Linked DNA regions of Homo sapiens: region 2 is linked to region 1. A link is an interaction called in ENCODE POLR2A ChIA-PET data of the cell type or tissue named here. Cell type or tissue: Caco-2. All regions are shown on one strand. Links, peaks and the distances in the headings refer to the core of each region. The heading gives the core; the rest is flanking DNA. Region 1 overlaps TTLL5 (tubulin tyrosine ligase like 5). Region 2 overlaps TTLL5 (tubulin tyrosine ligase like 5).

The links. Peaks named below come from ENCODE experiments on the same cell type or tissue, not always from the same donor. Only the 100,000 strongest peaks of a DNase experiment are listed, where the experiment ranks them.
Region 2: POLR2A ChIA-PET joins it to region 1 with 9 read pairs; 2 of 35 experiments call an interaction of 5 or more read pairs at or near these places.

Annotation. Positions count from the first base shown.
Region 1 is chr14:75,911,514-75,916,897 of GRCh38, forward strand. All of the region lies in intron 31 of TTLL5 (tubulin tyrosine ligase like 5), which reads left to right. Among named protein-coding and RNA genes, the nearest start is that of TGFB3, 68 kb to the right of the region's middle. In Caco-2, for the core only: no CTCF peak of the experiment used is centred there; a DNase peak (open chromatin) is centred at 3,218.
Region 2 is chr14:75,669,831-75,675,214 of GRCh38, forward strand. The region is part of intron 3 of TTLL5 (tubulin tyrosine ligase like 5); the gene reads left to right. Among named protein-coding and RNA genes, the nearest start is that of TTLL5, 11 kb to the left of the region's middle. RefSeq lists an enhancer at 3,810-3,899. In Caco-2, for the core only: no CTCF peak of the experiment used is centred there; no DNase peak of the experiment used is centred there.

The DNA of each region.
Region 1 (5,384 bases), core at 118-5,117:
TTAGTTGTTTGGTGTTGGTTAGAAGAATCACTCTTATTTTAATATCTAATGAACTGAAAAGTGAGAGTGAGGTATTTTCCTTCCCTTTTTATTTATTTGTAATTTGATTCCCAGGGAAATTAAGACTTGTGACAAGCCCAAATGAAGATATTTTGGAATTTGACAGGAGAGTTTTTTAACTTATGCCTAAGCTTCAAATTATATTAGGCAATAAATTATTGATAGTTTTTAATCAGATACTGGAATATGGAATTTTCAAAATCACAACTCAGAAAAATGACCGCTCACAGGCCTTCTGTTTTATATTTATTCTTCCTTTTTAGTATTCTCCAAAATTAATCATCATCGTACATGTGTACATTTATTCTTATTATTACCACAAGAGCCTTCTGATGATCGAGAGGAGAGAGACCCTCAGTTCACCTCTGGAAGGGAAGTTGTTGTACATGAGCACAGGGAGGAATCAGTCTCAAGAGCCAGACCTCCTGAAAACCTGCAGCGTTGCTGAGAGAATCAGCAGCTTTACTGGCTGAACAGCAGCTCGGGTTAGCCCATCCCGTGGCCAGGTCATTTGCTGGCTCCTCCGCAGCCAGCTTCCATTGTTGTCTAGGCTGACAGCTCCGCCCTACTCATGACGTGACTCTCTCTATGGGATTGTTTCTCTCCTTTTTTTTTTTTACATTCAGTTTTCAGAAGACAGAATGGAATACTTCTCATTCATTCCTCCAGCAAAGTGCCCCTGGTGGGCAGAGCTCTCTCTCCCAGGCCTTAACTGGCCTAAATAAAGTGGGTGGCAGCTGCCTTCCAGACAGATGCCAGCCTGGTACTAGGGTAGTATGATTGTGTGATACAAAGCTGCCAATGTATGCATGTCTGACCATTTTTTCAGATGGGATTGTAGCTAGGCAGGTACAGCATAGCCTTTTCATGTCCAGCATAGGGTCTTAAAATATAAAACCACATGCAATAAAATAACAAGGTATAAAGGGAAAGTCAGGGCCAAAAAACAAGATAATTCCAAGTTTTCAAATATCAGCCTAAATAAACTTATTGTCGTTGAGGTGAAATTTGGTTCTAAGATTCCTAATAGGCAGGGCAAACAGGGAAACATGATAAATTGGAGTATATAGTTCTCACAATCAAAAAGGAAGAAATACTCCAGGGAAAGTCAAGATATTTCCTAGTATTGGTTCTAAAGGAAGTATTTTACATACTTTATATACAAGACACCTAATAAAGTAGTAGTCAACTGCTAATGAACTATTAAAAAATAGTCAATAGTAGCTTCTCAGTCAACAGGCCAATAGAGTGCTGTGTTTCATATGCCTACTCCTTGGCATGAACTGTGCAAAGATAAAATATTATAGTACACGTCAATGAAGACAGTTTTGTGAGGGGACAAAAGGAATATAGTCTAAGTTTCCTTGTGGTCTTCGTAATCCAAGGGTAAGATAATGGTTATTTAGAGGATTGGGTGAATTGCATGTGTCTTAGGCAATCCTAAATATAACTTCTCTCAATTGATTGCTTGATAAGAACTAGTTGTGCTCTTAGGCAAGGATCCAGATACCTGGTCTTTTATCTTACTGTTTGAAGATGCGTCTATTAATATATGCTTGGGAAAGCAGGTGGCAGAGGTAACATCTTCTGAAAGCTTTGGCAGCTAAGCAGTATTCTCGCTCTATCATGTGGCATGTTGATTGTCTGCTCCCTGACTCCCATACACAGTTTCCTCTGCCTAGGCACCATCTCCCCACTTTTGCTCCCTCCCTCCCCAATATGCCTATTCCTGTTTGTCCTCAACCACTTTTCTCCTGTCCAGCCCTACCCTATGTTAATCTGATTTAGATGCTTTTGACTCTGCTCTTTAGAACTCTGTAATTACCTCTATCATGGCTTTTACAATACTCTAGGATCTTTATGGTTACTTAACTGCTCCCTCTACTAAGCTTGAAATTTCCTGGAATGCGAGGATCAGGTCCAAGTGGACTCTAAAACTCTAGGGTCTAGCATAGTGCCCAGCCTGTAGTAGGGGCTTAAGAAATCCCAATTCAGAAAAGAAAACAAAAAATAATAAGGTGACAAATAAATAACCAAAAATAAAAAAGAAATTCTGATTGAATAGATGAATGAGTAAATTTTCATATTTCTGCCTTTTTTTATTCTTCTACTGACATTTGGAATACCTGCCTACATATGCAAATTCTTCCTATTCTTAGGCCAAGCTCAGTGGCTCACACCTGTAATCCCAGTACTTTGGGAGGCCGAGGTGGGCAGATCACTGGAGGCCAGGAGTTCAAGACCAGCGTGGCCAACATAACGAAACCCTGTCTCTATTAAAAATACAAAAATTAGCTGGGCGTGGTGGCACACGTCTTTAGCACCAGCTACTCGGGTGGCTGAGGCAGAAGAATTGCTTCAGTCCAGGGAGGCAGAGGTTGCAGTGAGCCAAGATTGTACCACTGCGCTCCAGCCTAGGCGACAGAGGAAGACTGTTTAAAAGGAAAAAAAAAAAAAAAAATATATATATATATATATATATTTTATCCCCTAAGGGCCCAGTTAAGTTTTTTGTTTTGTTTTGTTTTTGTTTTTATTTGTGTTTTGAGATGAGTCCCGCTCTGTCACTCATTTATCTTGTCGTTTAAAAAATTCCTAGAGACCTACAATTTATATCACAAAGTTTAACACTTCTTCAGATTTTGTCATCTTTTATCACTGCTTACTTTTTGGGTGAATTGTCTCTTCAATAAGACCATAAACTTTTTGAGGGCAGAATTATATCTGTATGTTTCTTCAATCCCTAGTAATACCCAAAATGTTTCATTACTTTGTATTGTAGACCCTAAAGAAAAGAACACATACATACATAAAACTTTTCTGAAAAATAGTCCATTTCCTCTGTTCTCCTGGATTTAAGTCAAATGCCTAACCTCAGAAGATAAAATCTTCTAATGAAGATTTCATAAAAAATGCATTTTATTATTAAACAGTCTTCAAAATCAGAATAACCTTCCTTATAAATTACCTGGTATTTCTATCCCATTTCTTGCAACATTGTAAAACTACTTCCTGTAAAATAATGAATGATTGATCACTACTCTTGTTTTTTTTTTTTTTTTTTTTTTGAGACGGAGTCTTGCTCTGTCGCCCAGGCTGGAATGCAATGGCCCAATCTCGGCTCACTGCAAGCTCCGCCTCCCAGGTTCACGCCATTCTCCTGCCTCAGCCTCCTGAGTAGCTGGGACTACAGGAGCCTGCCACCATGCCTGGCTAATTTTTTGTATTTTCAGTAGAGACGGAGCTTCACTGTGTTAGCCAGGATGGTCTCGATCTCCTGACCTCGTGATCCGCCCACCTTGGCCTCCCAAAGTGCTGGGATTACAGGCATGAGCCACTGTGCCCGGCCGATCGCTACTCTTTAGATAACAACATCTGCTACACATTCCCAACCTTACTATAACTTGTTACATGGTAGATTTCAGTATGAAGATGTTCCATTTTAGACCACATTCAAGAATCTCATTATAAGGGAACAAAGTTAAAATGAGATTGAATTTATTTGGAAAACATTCGCTTTCAGCTTTTTTTTTCTCCCCTCTACATCACCTAACTAACTGGAATTGTTTATTGCACAGATCAGATTTCTCTTTTGAACACTGAACTGTCTTTCTTATCTTCTGAACTCACCATGAATTCTTTAGGTTCCTCTTAAGTTGTGTAATACCTGAAACTGAACACCACACTCTAATCTGACAGGTGTTGAGTATTGTGTAAAATTTATCATCATGGTTCCGGAGTCATATGTTACACTTTAAATGTGCACAGTATTCCCAGAAACAAAACCAAAGTTCTCTCAACCCTTACTTGTTACCTTCCTTACTTCTTTTTGCTTCACAGGGCCATGCAGCATTACCACTGCTGTTGTCAGTAACAATACCTAAGTTTTGTAAGAATTCCAGAATGCAGGGTGGAAAGATCATAACTGTGAAGTTAGACTGACCTGTGTGGGCCCTGTCACTGTCCAGTTGGCAACTTTAGGCTAATCACTTAACCTCTTTCAGCCTCAGTTTCCTCATCTATACAATAAGCATAAAAATATCAATCTTGCAGGATTGGGATATGAAGATGATAGATTGCCTCAATAGCAACAGCAAAAATTCCTGTATAAAAATGGGTTAGAATAGACATTCAAAGAAGATATGCAAATAACTAATAGGCACATGAAAAGATGCTCAACATTGCTAATCATAAGAGAAATGCAAATCAGAACCCATGGTGAGATACCACCTCACACCTTTAGGATGGCTACTATTAAAAAAGCAAAAAATAAGTCGGACATGGTGGCTCCTGCCTGTAATCCTAGCACTTTGGGAGGCCAAGGCAAGAGGATCACTGGAGGCCAGAAGTTCAAGACCAACCTGGGCAACACAGTGAAACACCGTCTCTACAGACAATAAAAACAATTAGACAGGCATGGTTGCACACACCTGTAGTCCCAGCTTCTTGGGAGACAGAGGCAGGATTGCTTAAGCCCAGAAATTCAAGGCTGCAGTGAGATATGATCGGGCTGCTGTACTCCAGCCTGGGTGACAGAGCAAGACTGTCACAAGAAACAGAGAGATAGAGAGGGATGAGGGGAGGAGAGGGAGGGGAAAGGGAAGAAGGAAAGAAGGGAAGGAAGGGAGGGAGGGAGGGAAGAAGGGAAGGGAGGACTAAAAACTAACAAGTACTGGGGAAGATGTGGAGAAATTGGAACCCCGGTGTACTGTTGGGAATGGAAGATGGTGCAGCTACTATGAAAAACACTATGGTGGTTCCTCAAACAATTAAACATAGAATTACTGGCCAGGTGCAGTGGCTCACACCTGTAATCCCAGCACTTTGGGAGGCTGAGGCAGGAAGACTACTTGAGGCCAGGAGTTCAAGACCAGCCTGGGCAACATAAGGAAACCCTGGTTCTACGAAAAATAAAGTAGCCAGGCACAGTGGCACATGCCTATAGTTCTAACTACTTGGGAGACTGAGGTGGGAGGATCACTTGAGCTGGGAGGTCGAGGCTGCCATGATCCATGATCACACCAGGGCACTCCAGCCTCGGTGACAGAGCGAGACTCTGTCTCAAAAAAACAAAAAAATTGAATTACCATATGATCCAGCAATTTCATTCTGTGTGCGTATGCCCAAAAGAATTGAAAGCAGAGACAGAAACAGATATTTGTATCCTCCTAACAGCATTATTCACAGTAATCAAAAGACAGAAGCATCCCAAGTGTCCGTCGGCAGATGAATGAGTCAACAAAATGTGGTCTATGTATTCAGTGAAATACTATTCAGCCTTCAAAATAAAGGAAATTCTGCAATAAGCTACAGCATGGAACTTT
Region 2 (5,384 bases), core at 85-5,084, 240 kb before region 1:
GTGCAGCCGTCACCACTGTTTAGTTCCAGAACATTTTCATCATCTCCAAAGTACAGCCAATACCCATTAAGCAGATATCCCCAGCCCCCATACCACCAGTCCCTGGCAACCACTCATCTATTTTCTGTTTTTATAGATTCCCATATTCTGGATGTTTTATATAAATGGAGTCATGTGATATGTGACCTTTTTTGGCAGGCTTCTTTTCACTTAGCATAATGTTTTTGAGGTTCATCCATGTTGGAGTATATATCAGTCCTTTATTCCTTTTTATAGCTGAATAACATTCCATTGTATATGCTAATGAATGCATTCCAATGATACACCACATTTTGTTTATCCAGTCATCAGTTGATGTACATTTTTTTTGTTTCCACCTTTTTTTTTAATTTTGTTTTTAAAATTTATTTATTTTTTAGATACAGGATCTCACTGTGTTGCCTATGTTGGTCTCAAACTCCTGGCCTTAAGCAATCCTGCCTTGGTTACATGCATAATCCACTGTGTCTGGCCTTTTTCCACCTTTTGTCTGTTGTGAATTGTGCTGCTATGAATGTTCACGGAAAAGTCGTTTGGACACTTAATCTTCAGTTCTTTGGGGTATACCTAGGAATGGAATTGCTAGGCCATATGGTAATTCTGTGTTTAACTTATTCCGTGTCAAACTGTTTTCCATAGCAGCTGTACCGTTTTACATTCCCGTCAACAACGTATAGGGGTTCCAGTTTCTCCACATCCTCACTAACATTTGATATTTTCTGTTTCTTAGATCATAGCCATACCAGTGAATGTGATGTGGTATCTGGCTGTGGTTTTGATTTGCATTTCCCTAATGAGTAATTTGAATATCTTTTTATGTACTTTTTGGCCATTTGTGTATTTTCTTTGGAGAAAGGCCTATTCAAGTCCTTTGTACATTTTAAAAATTGGGTTTTCTTTATTGTTGTTGAATTATAAGAGTTTTATATGTTATGGATATTAGACAAGATATATGATTTACAAATATTCTTACTCTGTGAATTGTCTTTCATTTTCTTGTTAGTGTTCTTTCATGAGCAAAAGTTTTTTGTTTTGATGACATCCAGTTTATCTAATTTTTCTTTTGTTGCTTATATTCTTTGTGTCATATCTAAGAAACCATTGCCTAACCCAAGGTCATGATCCCTGTGCTTTTTTCTAAGAGTTTTATGGTTTAAGCTCTTATATTTAGGGCTCAATAGTCTTTGATCCATTTTGAGTTAAATTTTTCATGTAGGGTTATGTAAGGGTTCACCTTCATTCTTTTGCATTTGGATATCCAGTTGTCTCAGCAAAATTAGTTGAAGAGACTATTCTTTTCCCCACTGGATGGTCTTGGCACTATTGTTGAAAATCAGTAGACCATAGGTGTATGGGTTTACTTATGGACTTTTAATATTTCATTGAACTATACATTTATCCTTATGGTAGTAACATACTCTTGATTACCGTACCTTTGTATTAAGTTTTGAAATTGCGGATTGTAAGTCCTCTAATATAGTTCTTTTTCAAGATCTCTGGCCATTCAGGGTCCCTTGCAATTCCATATGAATGTTAGGATCAGCTTTTCCCCTTTCTTCAAAAATGGCTGTTGGGATGTTGATAGGGAGTGCATTGAATCTATAAATCACTTCTTAGAGTGTTGCCATCTTAATGATGTTTTCTATGAACATGGAATGTCTTTCCAATTTTTTGGGCTTCTTTAATTTCTTTCATCATGGTTTTATAGTTTTCTGTGTACAAGTCTTGTACCCCCTTGGTTAAATTTATTCCTAAATATTTTATTCTTTTTGATGTTATTGTAAATAGAATTGTTTTCTCAATTTCATTTTTGGGTTATTCACTGCTAGTGTATAGAAATACACCTGAGTTCTGTATATTGATCTTGTATCCTGAAACCTTGCTGCACTCATTTATTAGCTCTAATAGTTTTTGTGTTTAGGTTTGTCTGCATGTAATATGTTATCTGCAAATAGAGAGAATTTTAGTTCTTTCTCTCCAACGTGGATGCCTTTTATTTCTTTTTCTTCCCTAATTGTTCTGGCTAGAATTTCTAGTACAATGCTGAATAGAAAGAGGGTGTCTTTGTCTTGTTTTTGATCATAGGAAGAAAGCTTTCTGTTTTCTGTCATTGCGTATGATACTAGCTGTGGGTTTTCATAAATGTCCTTTGTCATGTTGAGAAAGTTTGCTTCTATTCCTAGTTTGTTGTGTGTTTTTATCATGAAAAGGTGTTAGTCAAATGCTTTTTCCACATCAACTGAAATGATATTTCCCCCTTCAGCCTGTTAACGTGGTACATTACATTGACTGACTTTTTGTGTCTTGAACCTCCCTTATATTCCTGAGATAAATCCCACTTTGTCAGAGTGTAATTGCTAGTATTTTATTTTATTTTGTTTTATTTTATTTTTTTGCGACGGAGTCTCGCTCTGTCACCCAGGCTGGAGTGCAGTGGCACAATCTCAGCTCACTGCAACCTCCTCCTCCTGAGTTCAAGCAATTCTCTGCCTCAGCCTCCCGAGTAGCTGGGATTATAGGCGTCCACCACCATGCCCGGCTAATTTTTGTATTTTTAGTAAAGATGGGGTTTCACCATGTTGGCAGGCTGGTTTTGAACTCCTGACCTCATGATCCACCCGCCTCGGCCTCCCAAAGTGCTGGGATTATAGGCATGAGCCACCACGCCCGGCCTAATTGCTAGTATTTTGTTGAACATTTTTTGTCTGTATTTATAAGGGATATTGATTTATAGTTTTCTTCTGATGCCTTTGTCTGGCTTTGGTATCAGGGTAATGCTGGCCTCATAGAATGGGTTCCCTTCAACCTCTGCTTGCTGTAGGTCTATTCATATTTTCTATTTCTTCTTGAGTCAGTTTTGGTAGTTTATGTGTTTCTAGGTATTTGTCCATTTTATTTAGCTTATCTAACTTGTTTGCATACAACTGTTCATAGTATTCTTTTACAATCCTTTTCATTTCTGTAAGGTCTGTAATAATGTCCCCACTTTCACTTCTGATTTTAGTTATTTCAGTCTTTTCTCTTTTTTCCTTAGTTTAGCTAGAGGTTTGTCAATTTCGTTGATCATTTTTATTTTATTCTTTTTGAGTGACAAAGTCTCACTCTGTCACCCATGCTGGAGTGCAGTGGTGTAATCCTAGCTCACTGCAGCCTCAGACTTCTGGGCTCAAGTGATCCTCCTGCCCCAGCCTCCTGAGTAGCTTGGTCTGTGGGTGTACACCACCATGGCTAGCTAATTAAAAAAAAAAAAGCTTTTTGTAGAGATGGGGGGGTCTCACTATGTTTCCCAGGCTGGTCTTGAACTCCTGGCCTCAAGCAGTCCTCCCAGCTCAGTCTCCTAAAGTGTTGGGATTATAGGAATGAGAATTTGCACCTGGCTTTGTTGATAATTTTAAAGACCCAATTTTAAAATTCCAACTTTTGCTTTCTCTTGTTTTCTGCATTGTTTGTATTTTATCAATTTCACTTATCTCTGCTCCTCTTGGATTTTAAGCAGTGCTCTGAGCCCTGGTGTTAGTCTGTAGCCATCTTCAAAGGTTATAACACTGTGGATCAGGACTGTCTTGTGGTATGGTGGAAAGAGTGTACACTTGGGTTCTCAGCCATTGGTTCAAATCCCAGCTTTGGTATTTCTTAGCTGTGAGTCTTGGGCAAGTGACTTAGACTCTTTTAACCGGTTTCATTATTAGTAAAATCTTAACCAGTTTCATTATTAGTAAAATCATTAGTAAAATGGAGAGAATATGATATTGTGAGGATTACATGAGCTCATTTAATGTCCGACACATAGTAGGCGCTCAAAACTTGTGCTGCTTATTTTACTGATTGAATAAGATCTACTCTACTTGTAAATGACTTTTGTCTTGTCCCTTAATAAGTCAGGAGTTCAGAGGACTGTTAGCATTGCTTCTGGGATTTGAATCCTCCTTCCTCCCCAAGGATCCTTGTGTTCTAGTCACCTCAGCAAGTTGCCAAGTTACCATTTAAAGGGAAGTGGTTCATTCATGTTCTCTGAAGCCTGAGTAACTGAAGACCCCTTGCTGAGAAACTCCCTCTAAATATGATTTGAGCCAAAATGTTAAAGGTGGATAAAAACAAATATTCCCCCCAAACATACTTCTTTTGGTCTGCTTGTCACATAAAGTAATCGATGTATTCTATGGCAATAGGCGGACCCTTCTTTTTTAGAATACCTAACATTTATTGGAAAATAATATCCATCAATGTCATCTATTTAAGCAATTACTATTTTTTTAGGATCCATAAGTCTTTTTCTTTACACATTCCTGTGATTAAAGAAAAAGCCACCAAACTTTTCTCAAATTCTGTGTTTTTGAGTTTTCTGTATCTTTCCCAGTTCCTTGTGGCTTAATAATTTTCTTCACCTTCCTTAATGAAAAGAACAATTTGAATGACTTTTGGTAGTTGCTGCCTCAGTTTTCTGTATTGTTAAATACTCTCAATCTGCAACTTTTCTTTTTGGCTCTCTTAAATAGCTGACACAGATCTGTTCAGATCATAAGCCTGTGGTTAAATCCCCCTGAGAAGTGTATCTGGGGCAATAGTTACCTTCTGTTGATCTCATCGTGTTAGATGCCAAATTGGTTTTTTCTCTTTATGACATGTTTCATTGAATTCACTATTAATATTTTTGGTACAATATGATTTCTCGTGTTTTATTTGTGAAATATTCCAGGAATGTGGCTTTTCTTCATTATAACCTTGTTTTTTTCCCAAATTGTATGTACTTTAAATGTGTAAATGGGATTGTATTTTAGAGACAACATAGGTATTTTCAGCTTAAAGTAAACTTCTAGAATGAAGCATTTTTCTGTAATTTGTCCCTGAATGTGTTTATTTAGTAAGTTTGTATTTGTATATACTAGCAATAGATGTATGATGCAAGCTATATATGTGATTTGAAATTTTCTAGTAGGAAATTATTTTTAAAAGTAAAAGGAAACAGGTAGGTGAAATTAATTTTAATAATATATTTTATTTAACCCAATATATTCCAGAATATTATCATTTCCACATTTACTCAATATAAAAAAACCATTAATATTTTATATCTAGTATATATTTTAACATAACAGAGCATCTCAATTTGCAAAATTTTCATTGGAAATATTCGGTCTATATTTAGATTTTATAACTTTTATAGTTTAAAAAGTAAATTCATATACTCAATTGTTTCTTCCCCTCCCCACAGGCAAATTGTTTAAAATAGGATTTCCAGTAACTGAATCAAGTATTCATTCTTAAATTTAAATTAACTAAAGTTAAATAAGGACATTTCAAGTGCTTATTAGTCACACACATTCGACAGCACAAATATCCTAATC